Regions from separate parts of the Homo sapiens genome. Here region 2 is linked to region 1. Evidence: chromatin loops called from intact Hi-C (ENCODE). Cell type or tissue: dorsolateral prefrontal cortex. All regions are shown on one strand. Each heading gives the region's core, and the rest is flanking DNA. Links, peaks and the distances in the headings are about the cores only.

What was found. A loop is a pair of places that touch in the nucleus more often than their neighbours do. Peaks named below come from ENCODE experiments on the same cell type or tissue, not always from the same donor. Only the 100,000 strongest peaks of a DNase experiment are listed, where the experiment ranks them.
Region 2: a loop joins it to region 1, with 23 times the contacts of the local background. A loop is called at or near these places in 1 of 110 quality-filtered maps.

Annotation. Positions count from the first base shown.
Region 1 is chr1:116,429,405-116,437,802 of GRCh38, forward strand. All of the region lies in intron 2 of LINC01762 (long intergenic non-protein coding RNA 1762), which reads right to left. Among named protein-coding and RNA genes, the nearest start is that of ATP1A1-AS1, 15 kb to the left of the region's middle. In dorsolateral prefrontal cortex, for the core only: no CTCF peak of the experiment used is centred there; a DNase peak (open chromatin) is centred at 4,187; H3K4me3 peaks cover 1,195 bases; H3K27ac peaks cover 3,605 bases.
Region 2 is chr1:116,307,424-116,315,821 of GRCh38, forward strand. LOC105378920 (a long non-coding RNA gene) reads right to left here. Exons shown (of 5, transcript XR_001738197.2): 3 at 8,260-8,398. Among named protein-coding and RNA genes, the nearest start is that of ATP1A1, 62 kb to the right of the region's middle. In dorsolateral prefrontal cortex, for the core only: no CTCF peak of the experiment used is centred there; DNase peaks (open chromatin) are centred at 2,874 and 4,428; H3K27ac peaks cover 3,113 bases.

The sequences.
Region 1 (8,398 bases), core at 1,697-6,696:
CCACTCCTTTTTTCAAAAAATATAACCACTAAAGGGATTGAGATTTTAGCATGGAATCTCTGTGGGCAATAAGCATTCCTAAAAGGGAGTGTTAATTTTAGATTGAAAAACACTCCTTGCTTTTGAAGAACATATACTCAATAAACATAATGTTTCCACTCAAAAAAAAAAAAGATGAATAGACTGACTCCAAACCAGAAAAGCTTAATTCTTCAAGTGTATATGGCCCCATACAGGCCAAAGCAGTCTTTCTGCCAAGACAGCACTTCCCACTTCATGCCTCCCTTCCTCTCTGCACCTCTGGAGAAAAGGCAGCCAGCTGCGGTGGGACAGGGTGCAAGGAAGCCAGCCTCTCCTAATAGAAATGGTGGGGCTACAAGCGCTGAATCAGACCTGGGCTCTGCCTCCGGGCCAGGACCTTACACTCACCAGCAGCTGTCAGGCGTAGGGACCTGCTCAGGACCAGTTCTGCTCTGCATCTACATTCCTAGCAACATATGTTGAGTGAACGATGGAGGAGAAGCCAGCTTGAATTAATGAGTGAGTGAATGAATGAATGGATGTGTGTTGAGGATGTGTGTGATGTACCAAGTACTGTAGCAGGCACTGTCACCTACTTCTTCATCATCTGCACAGCAATTCTGTGAAGTGGATGGTCATGCCTATTCAAGGTCAGAGAACTCAGGCAGTTTGCCAAAGAACTAACCCAGTACTCAACCCATGGTTTGGACCTACCAGATAGCTGATAAAAGCTCTATTTTGGGCTTACTATGTGAGGAGTTCATAAGTACTTTAATCTCTCTTTCTTTCCCTTCCTTCCTTCCTTCTTTCCTTCTTTCCTTCCTTCCTCTTTCTTTTTCTTTCTCTCTCTTTCTTTCTCCTTCTTTCTTTCCTTCCTTCCTTCCTTCTTTCTTTCCCCTTCCTTCCTTCCTTCTTCCTCTTTCTTTTGAGATGGAGTCTTCCTCTGTCACCCAAGCTGGAGTGCACTGGTGTGATCATGGCTCACTGCAGCCTCGACCTTCCAGGCCCAGGCAGTCCTTCCACCTCAGCCTCCCAAGTAGCTAGAACTATAGGCGTGGTGTACACCACCACTCCCAACTAATTTGTTTTTTTGTAGAGATGGGGGTCTCACCATGCTGCCCAGCCTGGTCTCAAACTCCTGGGCTCAAGCAATCCTCCCATCTCAGCCTCCCAAAGTGCTGGGATTACAGGCATGAGCCACTGCACACAGCCTAATTTTTTTTTTTTAAAGGTGGTAGGAAAGGAAGAGTTTCAGCACTATTATCTGAACCTAGAGAGGGTCTCTTGGCACTGCGCATGTGCTATGGGATCTACAGTGAAAAATTTGAGAGAGATAGTTACTATATTAAACAAAAGAGTTGGGATCCAGAAGATCTTGAAGGTTTGAAGGAGGAGCTGGAATTAAAGTAATGCCCTACCCCCAATTTTTTCAATTACAAAAATCAAACCAATTCACTTAACGTCCTGTCAGAGTCATTAATCTAACTTTATACAGAGGGGGGAGGAGAGCTTGCAAGAATCAGTAGTGATTCTTGTCATTAATTGGCTATGTCACAGCACTTACCCTGTGGTAGTCTAATTATTAGAGGGAGGGGGCAGGGGCAGGAAAGGATTGGGTACAAGATCAAGATTAATGTAGCTGTAGGGCAGTCCTCAAGGCCAGTAGACTAAACTACAGCACTTGGTAGGTGCCTGAGGAAATTACAGGAGTTACATGGTCATTGCAGGTTCTATCTCGTTGTTCCCATCTTATGAAGATGTAGTGAGGATTAGGTGAAATAATATATTAAGAACTTAATGATGCCTGGTATATAATAAATACTTAATAAATATTAGTCATTGCTGTTTTTTCCAAGTCTTCCATGTTATAAATTTCTGTGATGTATATTTTTATTTACATGAAGTATTTTCCTCTTCAGGTTTATTTTCTTTAGCTAAATTTGCAAAAGTGAGATACCTGAATGAAAGGGTACAAGCACCCTTAGATCTCATGATAGTTCACACATATTATCAAATTACTTTCCTAAATCATTATAATGATATATGCCATGACCAGCCACAAGGGAACCATCACTAGCACTGGTTCTTTTTTTTTTTTTTCTTTTTTGAGATAGAGTCTTGCTCTGTCACCCAGGCTGGAGTGCAATGACTGCAACCCTTCACACCCCGGGTTCAAGCGATTCTCCTGCCTCAACGCCCCGAGTAGCTGGGATTACAGGTGTATGCCGCCACGCCCAACAAATTTTTATATTTTTAGTAAAGATAGGGTTTCACCATGTTAGCTAGGCTGGTCTCGAACTCCTGGCCTCAGGTGATCCACCCAACTCAGCCTCCCAAAGTGCTAGGATTACAGGCATGAGCCATCATGCCCGGCCACACTGGGTATTATTATTGATTTTTATTTATAATAATTGGATTGATTTTTAGGGTTGATCCTTCTACAAATACCTATCCAGAGAAGCAGTGGGCTGAGTTTAGCTGGATACAGGGTAGGGCCAACCAACCCAACTAGAATGGAACTGAAGGCAGGAAAGGGCCTCTCAGGTCAGGGAAGACTGATAAGAAAACTAGCAAGGATATGACCATTCTCAGGTGCTCACAGCAGGAAGGAGTGGAGCCATAAGATGCACACTGACCCCGCATCAGGAATGCTGCAGATAAACCCAGATAAGAATGAGAGACTTCTGAGGCCTGAATAGTTTGTTCAAGGAAGAAAGAAAGGACCAGTGGCAGGCAAGAAAAGCTCACAGAAGCCCAGCCCGTGTTGCCTGGCAGGAGAGGTGATAAAAGGAAGGGTCCCCAAATTACACCTTTCTGCAGAGGAATAAGAAGAAGAAACCTGTTGGGAAATCCAGGGACACGATACCTTATAAGGACTTCTGGTCACCGGAACTTGGTACTTTTCTGTTGTTTAAGCCACTCAGTTTGTGGAACTTCGGTAGGCGGCCCCAGCAGACAATGCAAAGGTCCTCCTGCATCTAGCCTGCTTTCATCCCTCTCCTCAGCTCTCAGTATTGCCCCTCATTCACTCTCCTAGCACAGCCGACCTCCTCCTAGTGTATGGAGACACTAGGCACACCTCCACTTTGGGCACTTTTCAGGGCTGTTCCCTCTGCCTGGAACTTCCTTCTCCCCAAACCTGCCTGACTCCCTCCTACACCTCCTTCAGATCTTTACATCAATGTCACGTTCTTAATAAGGCTTTTCTTGACCACTTTGTTAAACATTGGACCTTCCCCTACTCCCACCTTCTGGTTCCTCTTACCCTGCTCTGTTCTTTTTCCTGACAGCCCCAGCCCCTCTGACATACTATACTATTATACTCTCCTTGTTTGTCACGTTTATTGTTTCTTGTCTGTCTCACTGCATTGGAAGTTGCATGACATGATGCTAGGAATTTTTGTCTGTTTTGATCACTGATTCCTCTCAAGTGTCTTGCACAGTGTTTGACACTTAAAAGGCACTCAACTGATGAACAAATGAATGGTCTTGAGTGGCTGATGTGTGTGTGAGGTGTGTGTGTGTGTGTGTGATTTCAGTGCTTACTCTATGTCTACCCCATGCTAAGCACTGCTTGAATGCCCATGGAAACCTCTTAACAATCCTATGGGGCAATAATGATTATCTTCATCTTACGTAAACAAGGAAACCAAGACTCACAGAGACTAAGAATCTTGCCTATGCTTCTTCTGTAAGTTGGCACATCAGAGTCCATATTCACACTCCAGGCTTTCCAATCCCAGTGCCACACTGGTTTCTTGCTGGGCATTGGCAAGGGCTCTGTTCAGGAAAATGCCCCATGCCCCGTTTCCTAGGGATCAGGGTAGTAGCCCAGGGCAGCTGCAGCCCAAGGCAAGTGTTTCTAGAGTGGCCCTGAGCCACAGCTGGCTACCACCCAGCTGGTGATGGCTCAGGCTTCCAGGCTTGGCTCACTGATGATCAGCAGGGTCCAGATCACCCTGGATCTGCCACTCACACGTGTGTCTGGGAGGGTGAGAGAAAGGGAAGATAAGAGAGGGCAGTAAATGAGGGCAGGGAGCAGCAGGCTATTGAAATTCTACACTCACTAGGAGCCAAGTGGGCCGGGAGGCTGGTATTACTGGCTGTGCTCAGCGGGCACCCAGTGGGCAGAAATCCCATTGCCCAGTTCTCCTGGGGCGGGGGTTGAAGGGCAGACTGTAACTCTGTAGTTGTATTGTGATGGCGAAGGAGGAAACAAGAGCAGCTGATCCGGCCTGGATCAGGAGTGCCCACGTGCAAACAGACAGGCCTTTGTGTCCTGGGCCCAGACAACAGGCTGCATTCTTCCCCCACCTCAGTGACGTCCTTCACGAACATGTCCTCAGAGTGCGTTTTCAAAGGATTAATCAGCTAAGGATCAGATGACACGGCATTCCCTGTTACCCACTCTTTGCTGTAGCTGTGCCTTCACTTGTCTCTGAGCACAGAGTGGGGGGCCAGCCCCAGCCCTGCCCTTGGGGTGCTTACAGTGGGCCCCAGGTAGCTGCAGGCCTCAGAGATCTCAGCTGTCAGAATCTCAGAACACAGGAGCTGAAAGGGCCCAAGAGCAAGTCTGTCCCCTGCTTTTTATTGGAGAGGTGATGGAGTAAGCGATAGGGCCATCACTGGGACCCAGGGCTCCTGCCCCTGACAGCAGTGTCATCTGGTAGGAGCGTTAAGCTGCCCCACAGTCTGGCAGTTACATCAGCCCCCACCAAAGGACCTAGATCACCTCCTGGAGAAGCCTGAGGGAGATGGGTTCTTGATGAAGGTAGACTTAATTCTCACTAGGCTTGATTCTGACTGGTTTCCAAAGCAAATGGCTTTCCTTGCCCAAGCCAAAAGCAGGAGACAGGAAACACCCAAGGATGTTTATTGCTGTCCTGCTTAACCACACTGTGGGACTCCCGAATGATCAGTTACCTTGTGAAATGCTTCTTTCTCTAGATGGACAAAAATGTCCCTTGGATACTAAAACGGCCATCTTCCCTGGCTTTTTGAGATCATGCTCTCAGAAATTAGAAGACTTGGGTTCTGCTTCCAGGTATGGCAACTTCAGACTGCAAAATCATAGAAAAGAAGCTCTCCTAACCCCTAATAACCACTGATCTGTTCTCCATCTCCATAGTTTTATTTTTTTCAAGAATGTCCTATAAATGGAATAATTCAGTATGTAATCTTTTTTTACCTTCAACTTTTAATTTTGAGATAAATGTAGGTTATGCAGTGGTAAAGAATAATACAGAGATTCTATGCGCACTTTACCCAATTTCCCTTAATGATATTGCAAAACTATAAGGTTGAGATATAGAATATTTCCAACAGCACAAGGATTCCTCATTGTCCTTTTATTCCCACACTCACTTCCTTTCCACCCCCACCGACTCCTTAATCCCTGGCAATCACTAATCTAGTCTCCATTTCTAAAGTCTTGTCATTTCGAGAATGCCATATTTAAGGAATCATACTGTATGTAACCTTTTGTGATAGGATTTTTTCACTCAGCATAATTCTCTGGAAATGCATCTAGATTATTGTCTGTATTATCGGTCATTCCTTTTTCCTGCTGAGTATTATTCTGCAGTGTGGATGTACCAGAGTTTGTTTAACCATTCACCCATTGAAGGATATCTGGGCTGTTTCCAGGTTTTGGCTACCATGAATAAAGCTATTGTAAACATTAGTCTACAGGATTTTGTATGAACATTTGTCTTCATTTCTCTGGGATAATTGCCCAGGAGTGTAATTGCTGGGTCATACGGTAGTTACATGTTTAGTTTTTAAAGAAACTGACAAATCATTTTCAGATTGGTTGTAACATTTTTTACTTTCCTGCCAGCAATATGTGAGTAGTCCAGTTTCTCTACATCATCATCAGCATTTAATGTTACCACGATTTGTTTTTAGCCATTCTGATAGGTGTGTGGTGATAAAATTGTCATCTTAATTTTCTTTTCCCTAATGGCTGATGATGTTGAACAACTTTTGATGTGCTATTTACCATTTGTATATCTTTTTCAGTGAAATGTCTGTTTATGTCTTTTGCCCATGATCTAATTGGATTATTTGCTTTTTTATTGTTGAGTTTTGAGAGTTCTTTATATATTCTAGATACTAATCATTTGCTGCATATGTGATTTGTAAATATTTTCCTCCATTCTGTAGCTTGTCTTTTCATCGTTTTAACAGGAGCTTTTATAGAACAAAAATTTTAAATTTTCATTAAGTCCAACTTATCATTTTTTCTTTCATGATTATGTTTTTGGTATTAAGTCTGAAAACTCTTTGCCTAGCTGTAGACCTCAAAGATTTTCTCCTAGTTTTGGGGTAAAAGTTTTATATTTTTGTGTTTTACATTTAAGTCCATGATCTATTTTGAGTTAACTTTTGCTTAAGGGTGTGAGACTTAGGCCAATATTGGTTATTTAGTTGGTTGGTTGGTTGGTTGGTTGATTGATTGATTATAGGTGCCTATAGGTGTCCATTGGTGACAGCATCATTTGTTGAAAGGCTTTCCTTTCTCTATGCAGTTGCTCTTGACTCTTGTTAAAGTCAGTTGGGCATAAAATGTCCAGAATAGGCACATTTATTGAGGCAGAAAATAGACTAGTGGTTGGTCTAGGGCTATGGGGGAAGTTGCAGAAAAGTATGGGTCACTGATAAAGGGTACAAAGTTCTTTGGGGGGTAATAAAAGTGGTCTAATATTGATTGTGGTGATGGTAGCATGACTCTGAATATATTAAAAACCACTGGGTTTTACATTTTAAGTAGGTGAGTTGTATGGTGTGTGAACTATATCCCAGTAAAGCTGTGACCAAAAGAAATCAGTTTGGCATATTTGTGTGGGTCTATTTCTGGTTTCTGTATTCCATTCAATCGGTCTATGTGTCTATTACTTTGCCAATACCACAAAGACTTGATCACTGTAGCAGTACAGTAAGTCTTAAAATGTGGCAGATGGTTTCCTTTCACTTTATTTATTTTTTCCAAAATATTTTAGCTAGTCTAGTTCCTTTGCCTTTTCACATAGATCTTAGAATGATTCTATCCATGTCTGCAAAAATCTTATCAGGGTTTGGATAGGTACTGCCGATCCTCTGTATCAATTGGTTTCACATCTGTAGATTCAACCAACCAAGGATCAAAATATTTTTTAAATAAAAAATAACAATGCAACAATAAAAAATACAAATAACAATACAACATATCAACTATTTACATACATTTAATTGTATTAGGTATTATAAGTAATCTAAAGATGATTTAAAGTATATGGGAGGCTGTGCTTAGGTTTTATGCAAATACCATGCCTTTTTATTGAGGGACTTGAGCATCCAAGGATTTTGGTATGGAGGAGGGTGTCCTGGAGCCAATTTCCTGAAAATATCGAGAGATAATTGTATCGCAATAAGTGTATATCAATTTGGGAGAAATTGACATCTTTGTTAAATTTTCCAATTCATGTTGTGCAGGAGATGGGTTTTCTGAATATATATGTAGGAAATATATATAGGAAATATATATATATTAGAAATATATATAGGAAATATATATATATTAGAAATATATATATAGGAAATATATATATATTAGAAATATATATATAGGAAATATATATATATTAGAAATATATATATAGGAAATATATATATATTAGAAATATATATAGGAAATACATATATATAGGAAATGTATATTTTATATTTATATATATATATATATATATATATATATATATATATATATATATACAAAATTTCCAATTCATGAACATGGCATGTCTCTGCATTTATTTAGATGATTTCTTTCATCAACGTCATGTGATTTTCTGAATTTAAGTTTTGTACATTTTGTTAGACTTACCTAAGTATTTATTTTTTTAAGGCTATTGTACATGATATTGTATTTTTAATTGTAGTGTTCAAGTCTTCACTGCTAGTATATAGATGTATGACTGATTTTTGTATGTTTGTCTCGTACCGTTACATTGCTGAATTAATTGATTAGTTTTGGATGTTTTTTTGTGGATGCCATGTCATTTCTAGGCAAATAAGCATTTCATCTGAAATAGAAACAGTTTTATTTATTCCTTTCTGATCTATATGCCTTTTATTCTCTTTTCTTGCCTGATTAAACTGGCCAGAACTTCCAGCACTATGTTGAATAAGAGTGATGAGAGCACACATCCTTGTTTTGTTGCTGATATTAGGAACAAAGTATTCAGTCTTTACAATTAGGTATAATGTTAGCTGCAAGTTTTTCGTAGATGCTTTTTATCAAGTTGAAGTTTCTTTCTATTATTGTTTTTCAAAAAAACTTTTTATCATGAATAGGCATTTAATTTTGTTGAATGCTTTTTCTTTTACATCAGTTGAT
Region 2 (8,398 bases), core at 1,697-6,696, 120 kb before region 1:
AATCTGATGGAGAACATTAGTTTGTCCAAAACCAACTTCTGTATTTTTGGTTCTAGATATTATTATCACCATCTGCCCAATTACACAGGACTCCTTTCCCATCCTTCCATCTAGTCAGTTGCCAAGTCTTATGCGTTCTATTTCTGTAACATCTCTCCAGCCTTCTCTTCTCTTCTCTCACTACTGCAGCTCCCTCAGATCCAACTTTCTTAATCTCTCTGGTGAACTATTGCAGCAACCTCCTAACCATGCTCTCTGCCTTCTGTCTCATCCCCATCTAATTCATCCTTCACACTGCTACCTGAGTGATCATTTTATAACTGCAAATCTGCCCACCTTACTATCATGCTTAAAACTCTTCAATGGCTCCCGTTCTTCTGGAGAATAAAACCCAGCCTCACTAGCTTGCCTTTTAAGGTTCTCTAGGATCTGATCTCAGCTTCATTTCCTATCAGTCCTCTGAGTGTTATCTCGACCTTTCAAAAGATATTTCTGATGTCAAGAATGCCCTCCCCAATCACCTGATCATCCTTCCCAGCTCTTCTTAAGTGTCTTCTCCTCTTAAATTTCCTATGATCTTCCCAAGAGGTCTAGATTATTCCTCTTTTTGGCCTACCACTATATCTTGCACGAGTCTCTTTTCATTATGGTACTTAGCACATTATATTAAATTATAATCTTTTGTTTTTCTAAATATCTCCCCCTCTGGACAGAACACTTCAATGGCAGGTACTCTGTCTTATTCATGTTGGTATCAACTGCCCTAGCCCAGTGCATGATGAAGAGTGAGCACTAAATAAATATTATCAATGTAATATTGAAGGTCTATAAAATATGGATCACATTCAACCTTCCCCCCTTTTTATGATTTTAGAATTCTCTTCCCATTTTCCATCTAAGCACCCAAGCTGAAAACATGGGTAATTCTATTAATAAAGTTTATACTCTTCCTCTTCCCCTATAGTCAATGAGTTACCCAACCAAACATTCTGCTTCTTTATTCTCTCTCCAGTGTCAACTACCCTCCATCACCACATTTAGGAAATACAGCAGCCATGTTTTCAACCTCAAAAATTGAGACATAAAATTTTTGTGTCACTTCCACATATGAGATATTCTGAGAAGCAGACAAAAGTTCAAAAACATTGGAATTCTTGAAATATTTCAACAATTTCCAGGGACAGTACTAGAGAATATTTGAAATCATAATGCCACTAAGAATTCAGGTTAGGAGGTCATTTAGCCTTGGTTTTATGGTTCTTGGGCTTCTAAGTTTCAGAACTTAAGTTATTAATCATCTAGGTTACAAAAGACAAATGCATGGACATGAATAACTAAAAATACAATATTATAAATACTAAATAAGTGAAGAGGTAATTGAGAAGAGAAATACAGAGGACATATGACCTGAGCTAGGCTTTTGTTTTTTGTTTTTTGTTTTTTTTTTGAGACAGAGTCTCACTCTGTCACCCAGGATGGAGTGCAGTGGCATGATCTCAGCTTTCTGCAACCTCCACCTCCCAGGTTCAAGTGATTCTTGTGCCTCAGCCTCCCGAGTAGCTGGGATTACAGGCATGCACCACCATACCCGGCTAATTTTTGTATTTTTAATAGAGATGGGGTTTCACCATGTTGGCCAGGCTGGTCTTGAACTTCTGACCTCAGGTGATCGGCTCGCCTCAGGCTCCCAAAGTGCTAGGATTACAGGCATAAGCCACTATGCCCAGCAATTACATGAGCTAGGCTTTCAAGGCCATTGTAATCAAGGTGTGTGCCAGCTCATGCCTGAAGCTACCCATATGGAAATATCCCAATTCCGGTCCCCACTGAGAGAGTTGGATCCTTGTCCACCAGCCAAGATTGAGTAACCAGAGAGAGCGTCTGATCCAAGGGTGTGGTTCATACTTGGGCAGCCTGAGACCTACAACTTGGACCCACATAAAAAGATAATCTGCATCAACCAGATTCCCTTCTGGAATCTGAAATTGAAAAACCAAAATGAGAGAGCTGGCAGCACAGGCAGATGCTAAAAGACTTGCCTCCAGTATTACCTTAAGGTAACGGAGGAACCAGAGAGTCCAGGGCAAGCCAAAACCATAAGTAAGCCAAAGTCATGAGTAGATAGAACGAGCTGGTCAATAGAGGAGCAAACACTCCACATAAGTGACAATAGCATGAGAAAAATAGAGACCATTCAGCCAAAACAAGAGAGGTGGAGCAGCTAGTCCCTGGATCTGCCTTGCAACTTGATATCTTGCCAGCTCTGGTCTAAATCCAGGTATAGCCTTACAGCCACTCATTGAACTTCTTTTCCAGGTGACTGTTTGAGTGCTATTCCTTGCTAGCTAAGAGCTAAAGGAAATGGATTCGACTAGGCAGAGCAGAGGGAAAGAGAAATCCAGGAGCCCAGGTTAGTATGGATGGCAGCATAAAGATGAAATTTCTCATGGACTCCTCAGGGAAGGGTAGAAAGGAAATTATTTTAAGTAGGAGACAAAAGCTACTGGAGCACCTTAAATTTGTAGGCCAAAGTGGTATTTGGTGAATGAATGAATAAATGAATGCATGTGAGTTAAAGCCAAAAAGTAAACAACTTTAAATAACAGGATTGAGACTTCAGACTTGATATCATAGGCAATAGGAAACCACAGCAGTTTGGAACAGGAAGCAGGAGCCATCAATATAGTATTTTTAAAATAATGAATTTTTTGAAAGACATTCCATTTTCCAATGCTGAAGCATGCGTTGTCCCAGCCCCACAATGATGGAGTGAGCATGTAGGAGTAATGTTTGGCCGAGAGAGGAACATGAAAGCAGCCCACTGGTAAATGGAACTGCAAATTAGAATGGCCTGAGGGAGGCTTCCGTCCAGACAGCCCAGAAGCTGAGAAAGACAGCCAAAGATATCTCGCCTAGCATGCAGCTGTGGGAAATGCTGCAACTCTTTCTGACTGTCTGGAAACAGCTATAAGACCACGTGCAAACTCAAAATCAGTTCTAAATAGGCCATTATGACAAGGGCTGTCAGCCCCCTATGGACTTCCATGTAGCACCCAGATGTCACATGTAGACATGTGACAGCTGACTCCTCATTCTCTCCACCAGGCATTTGTAGTAGCTGTCTGTTCATGGCATGTCAACTTGGACACAGATCTCAGCAACTCTTTGAATGCCTCGCCAAGATCCACTCATAGAACATTAATGAACAGTGGAGAATCTCCTGACAGTTTCATGAGGGAGAGAGAAGAAGGACTCCACAGCAAATAATTAAAGAAAAAAAAAAGACCTACTAGACATACATGTTCTGCAAATTCCTCCACTGCTGGACAGCCACCAAGTGTTTCTTTATCAACCCACAATACAGTTTAAATAAAGGCCCACTCCTCCCCCAGCACAGTTTATAGGGCCCACACTCCTTACGATGACAATTGAGGTTATAAATAAAGCACCTTGTTGTTTTTGCACACACATAGCAATAAACATAGGGCTTAATAGCTCCCAACATGGCCCCAGCTATGTCTCCTTGGCCCCATCACTTTGCTCTCTGGCCTCTGTTTCTCATTCTGTAACACAAGAGGCAGAAGTGGGTCCATTTGGGTTAATCCCATCCACCATCCAGTTCTCAATTTGGACTTTACATAGTGGAGAGTGGTTTCCACCCTAAGCAGAGGGGTTTTCCTTCTGCAAAGAACAAAATGAAAGAACTAGGGATGAAGAAGCCACTATATAACCTAGGCATTTGGGCAAGTGGGGGTGGGGAAGCTGGAGAGGAGGGAGGCGGGGCAGGGTCCCAGTGGCAGGGAGGGTGAGCTGAGCACTGGCTGCCCCTCCGCGGGATACGCAGTGATGAGGCCTGCCGAATGCAGAGCATGGAGGAGAAATGGTTTTGTCTGTGCAGCCACCCACGCTCTGACTGCAGTAAGGGTCACACCGGGCTGATGATGACTTTTTGATGGAGTGGACGCAGCACCCTGCAGGGGCCAGCAGTCTTTGGAAGAGAAGCGCTCAGCAGAAAGCACATCCAGCTCACCAGTCTGCTCTTCCCTCTTCTGCTTTCTTTCTCTCCCCACCCTCAAACCCCATCTGGGCTCACTGCAACCTCTGCCTCCCAGGTTCAAGTAATTCTCCTGCCTCAACCTCCCAAGTAGCTGGGATTACAGGTGTGTGACACCACACCCGGCTAATTTTTGTATTTTTAGTAAACATGGGGTTTCACTATGTTGGCCAGGCTGGTCTTGAACTGCTGACCTCATGATCCGCCTGCCTTGGCCTCCCAAAGTGCTGGGATTACAGGCATGAGCCACCACGCCCGGCCTTCTCCTCTCTTTTTAAAGTGTCTCTTCTGGGTGCCGTTTTCATTCTAAGCTATCTATAGCGCCTCAGTAAGGGAGAAGGGGGGAAATCCAACAACAGCCGCAGCCACGTGGCCAGCTTCTGTGGGAACACCTGTGGATGTGTGCTGTTCTGGGCAAGAACAGAACAAAGTTGCTTTTATGTCCTTCTTTCTAAAAGCCTTGTGTGCTTTAGAAGCTGGTTATTATTGCATTATTAAAGCCTCAGTGAGCCGAGGCCAAGGCGAGGGTACTCTACAGCTGTCCCAGGCGGCTTCAGCCAGTGCATACTTCTCATCCTGTGACCTAGCCTGACTCCTGGTTGTCATCCCATTACACCCCAGTGAGAGGGGAGCACTGGGGGAGGACAGAGATGCCAGTCCCTAATTGAAGGTGCCCTGGGCTTCTCACCAAACTGGTCCATCCAGTTCTTAGGAATTATTCTGAGCATAATCCATTTTGCCAATATTGTGTTTCTTAAAGCACCAGCAGCGTAAAGTGAGGAAAAACTGTTGCATAAGGAAATTTCTGAAACCGGATTTCCCTGGGTTTCAGCAAGCACTTGTTCAGGAGAGGTTGGGAGGACCAAATGTTCAGCTTTGTGTGTGTCATGGTTGGGGGCCGTAGACTGGGGACAGCCTAGGGCATTGTTTGCTAAGGGCAAGTTTGCTCCAGTTAGTTACAGATTCCTAGTCACAACACCGTGAGCTTTGTCATCTATCCCAACCTCAACTTTCACAGAGGAGGAGAGGAAACGCACAGAGGCAAGGTGACTGGTCGAAGGTTGCACAGTGGATTGGTGTCCTGCTCAGATAACCGCAGCCTAGACACATGCTGAGCACACGTGGCATTCCTTCTCCAGGTCTGTAAGCACAGATGCCCTTCAAATGGCAGTGCCAGTTTAAGGCTAGTGTTTGGAAAGACAGGCCCCCAGAAGGCATGGACTGTATTTTTCCCTGGTCCTTATGGGACACTTCAGCAAGGTTCAAGCACACTTAGAAACTTATACCTACAGACAAACCCCAGAAAAAAGTAATCAGAGTCACATTCTCTAACCAGCTCCAGTACACTTATTTTCATGCAAATGTGGAGAAACAGCCCAGCCTAAGAGGGAGCAGCATAACAGAACAGCAGAATGAATGCCACCATAGAAGTTTGTGCAGCCCATGGAATCCATAAAAGGCCTGGCTGCGGGGCCCACCAGGGGCTGAAATCCGGCCTGCCCTCCACTAACTGGGCACTGCCCAGGCAAAATGCTCCTCATGTTTCTGGTCTCAGGTCAAGTTTACCCTTGAGTAGTAAAGCTTCCCTCTTTACTGGCCTTCCTCTGCACTTCCCCTTCTACCTCATTCCTGTCCTATCTTCTAAAAGCGTCCCTTAAAAAAAAATTATGTTTTTCTGTTTTACTTTTTAAGCTATAACCACCAAAGTAGTGATGAGCCCTTCATGCACTGCAGTGTTTGAAGCCACTGAGCACATCTTCAGGTCTATTTCACCTCTAAACATGGTCTTCCCATAGTGCATCTGGCTACCTCTGATCACATGCCACTTCCTCCAGGAAGCCTTCCCTGACCCTTCCCCCCTCCCCCACACATCCCACCCCAGTAAGTGAGGACTATCCCCCACCGCAACCTAGGCTAGGCATGCCCTATGGGAGCTCTGAATATGTTGTTGCAAAATGATCTATTTATAAGTTCATCTTCCCCTTAGATCTGCCCTGTTCAATGTGGTAGCCACTGACCACGCATGCCTACTGAGCACTTGAACTGTGTCTAGTCTGAATAGGGATGTGTTGTAAATATCAGATACATACTACATGTGAAATAGTATGAAAGAGATAATATAAAATACCTCAATGATCATGTTTCTCTTGATCATATGGTGGAATAATATTATAGGCTGGGTGTGGTGGCTCACACCTGTTATGATAGCACTTTGGGAGGCCTAGGTGCAGGAGGATCACTTGGAGTTTGAGACCAGCCTGGCGCAACACAAGGAGACCCTGTATCTAAAAAAAATTTTTTTTAATTAGCTGGGCATCATGGCAGGTGCCTATAGTCCTAGCTCCTCAGGAGGCTGAGGCAGGAGGATTGCCTGAGCCCAGAAGGTTGAGGCTGCAGTGAACGATGACTGAGCCACTGCACTCCAACCTGGGTAACAGAGTGAGACGCTGTCCCCAAAATAAGCAAATAAATAAATAAATACATATTTTTAAAAATTTAAAAAAGAGAAACAGAAAAAATAAAAATTAAACAAGATAATATTAGAGAAATATTGAGTTAAATATATGATTAAAATTAATTTCTTCTATTTCTTTTTTTAATGTGACTACTAGAAAAATGTAAATTACCTGTATGGTTTGTATCATATTTCTATTGGATATCTGCTTAGACTATAAGCCTCTAGAGGTCAGGGATCATATCTTACTCATCTTTGCCCTTCCAGCATCTAATACAGACACACATTTGGGTTCTAAGACAGCATATGTAACAATACAGGTGTCACCTTGTGTTGTCACTCTTGCTGCCCACCTGTCTGTCTCTACCAGGATGCTTTCCGCACCTTGGCACAAAGACTGTGCCTCACCTATCAAGTGCTTGGCAAGAGGCAGGTGCAGAATACATGTTAGAGAATGAAGGTAAAGTAAGTATCTGATCTAAATATTCAGGGAGAAAAAAACTTATGATTATTATTTTTAATAGAGATGGGGTCTTGCTATATTGCCCAGGCTGTTCTCAAACTCCTGACCCCAGGTGATCCCAAAGTGCTGGGATTACAAGCACGACCCGCAGTACCTGGCCAATTTTTTAAAAACTTAATCTTGCTTTAATTGTACTTGGGAACCATAGATGTGATATTGATATCTTACAGATAGAAGAACAAAGTGGCTGTAATACCCTGGGTGGGATCTTTCCAAGTTAAGACAAAGGAAGCGCCAGTACATCAGGAGACAGAGTGGCTGGGTTCCAAGGCCAGCAGGCTGTTACGCAAGGGGGAAAACTTCACACACAGTCAATAATTAGAAAAATGATTCTGGGCTGTGGAAACAAACACAGGACAAAGTATATAGAATACAGAGACTAATATTCACAACAATATCAATTAATAGCTTATCATACCCTCTTGAGTACTGATCAATTTGATGTGAATTTCAACTTTAAAAAATCTTAATTTTATTTTCTGAATATAGAAATAAAACTGGCTCGTTGTTTAAAAAAAAAAGGCCCTAATCTCACAATTATATAGAAATGTTTAAAGCAAAAAAAGTCCTTTGTGATACCACTCCAAATGATAATTCAATAACCACTAGTAATAGGTTGGTGTTCTTCCTTCTAGGTTTTTCCTTTATAAAAATTCTTTTCTCTTTATTTTTATATAAAAATAAGGTTATATCCTAAGTATCATCCTGCAACTTAACTTTTGAAACATATGAATATATTGTCAACATCATCCTATGTTAGTACCTATAGCCCTATCTCTTCTTTTAGCTGGAGCATAGCATTCCACTTAGGGAAATACTCCCATTATTGCTGGACATCAGCAATAAAGACAGGCACTTTTTTGTTATTATAAACAGACTGCAACCAACATCCTCGGACATGTCTTTGCAGCTTTTATGTTTCCATAGGAACAAAAATAGTTTCATTATGCCCTAATGAAGACAGTGAAGCAGATCAGAATTGGATCACCTATATTAAAAAAAGAAAAAACAGATTGCAGTGGGAAGGGAGAAAGGGGTTCGTGAAGATAATGGTAGATATTTGGGCTTTGCACATTTTTATAATAATGAAAGAAAAGTCCACTTAGCTTGCATCTCACCTTCTACCTCCATAATTCTAAAGTATTTTTTTAATTTAATTGGAATTAATTTCATCTAAAAATCTCAATTTTGGATTAACCTATGTGAAGTTCAAGAACATTCTCTTACCTGTATGCTGGTAAGAACTGCAATTGGATATATCCTTCTGTCTGGCATCCTCTGGGTCAGTTTCCACTTTTTCCTATTGAGGGACTTACAGGTTCTTTAGTTACACAGGTAACTGTGGTTTGAAATTTAAAACAACAGT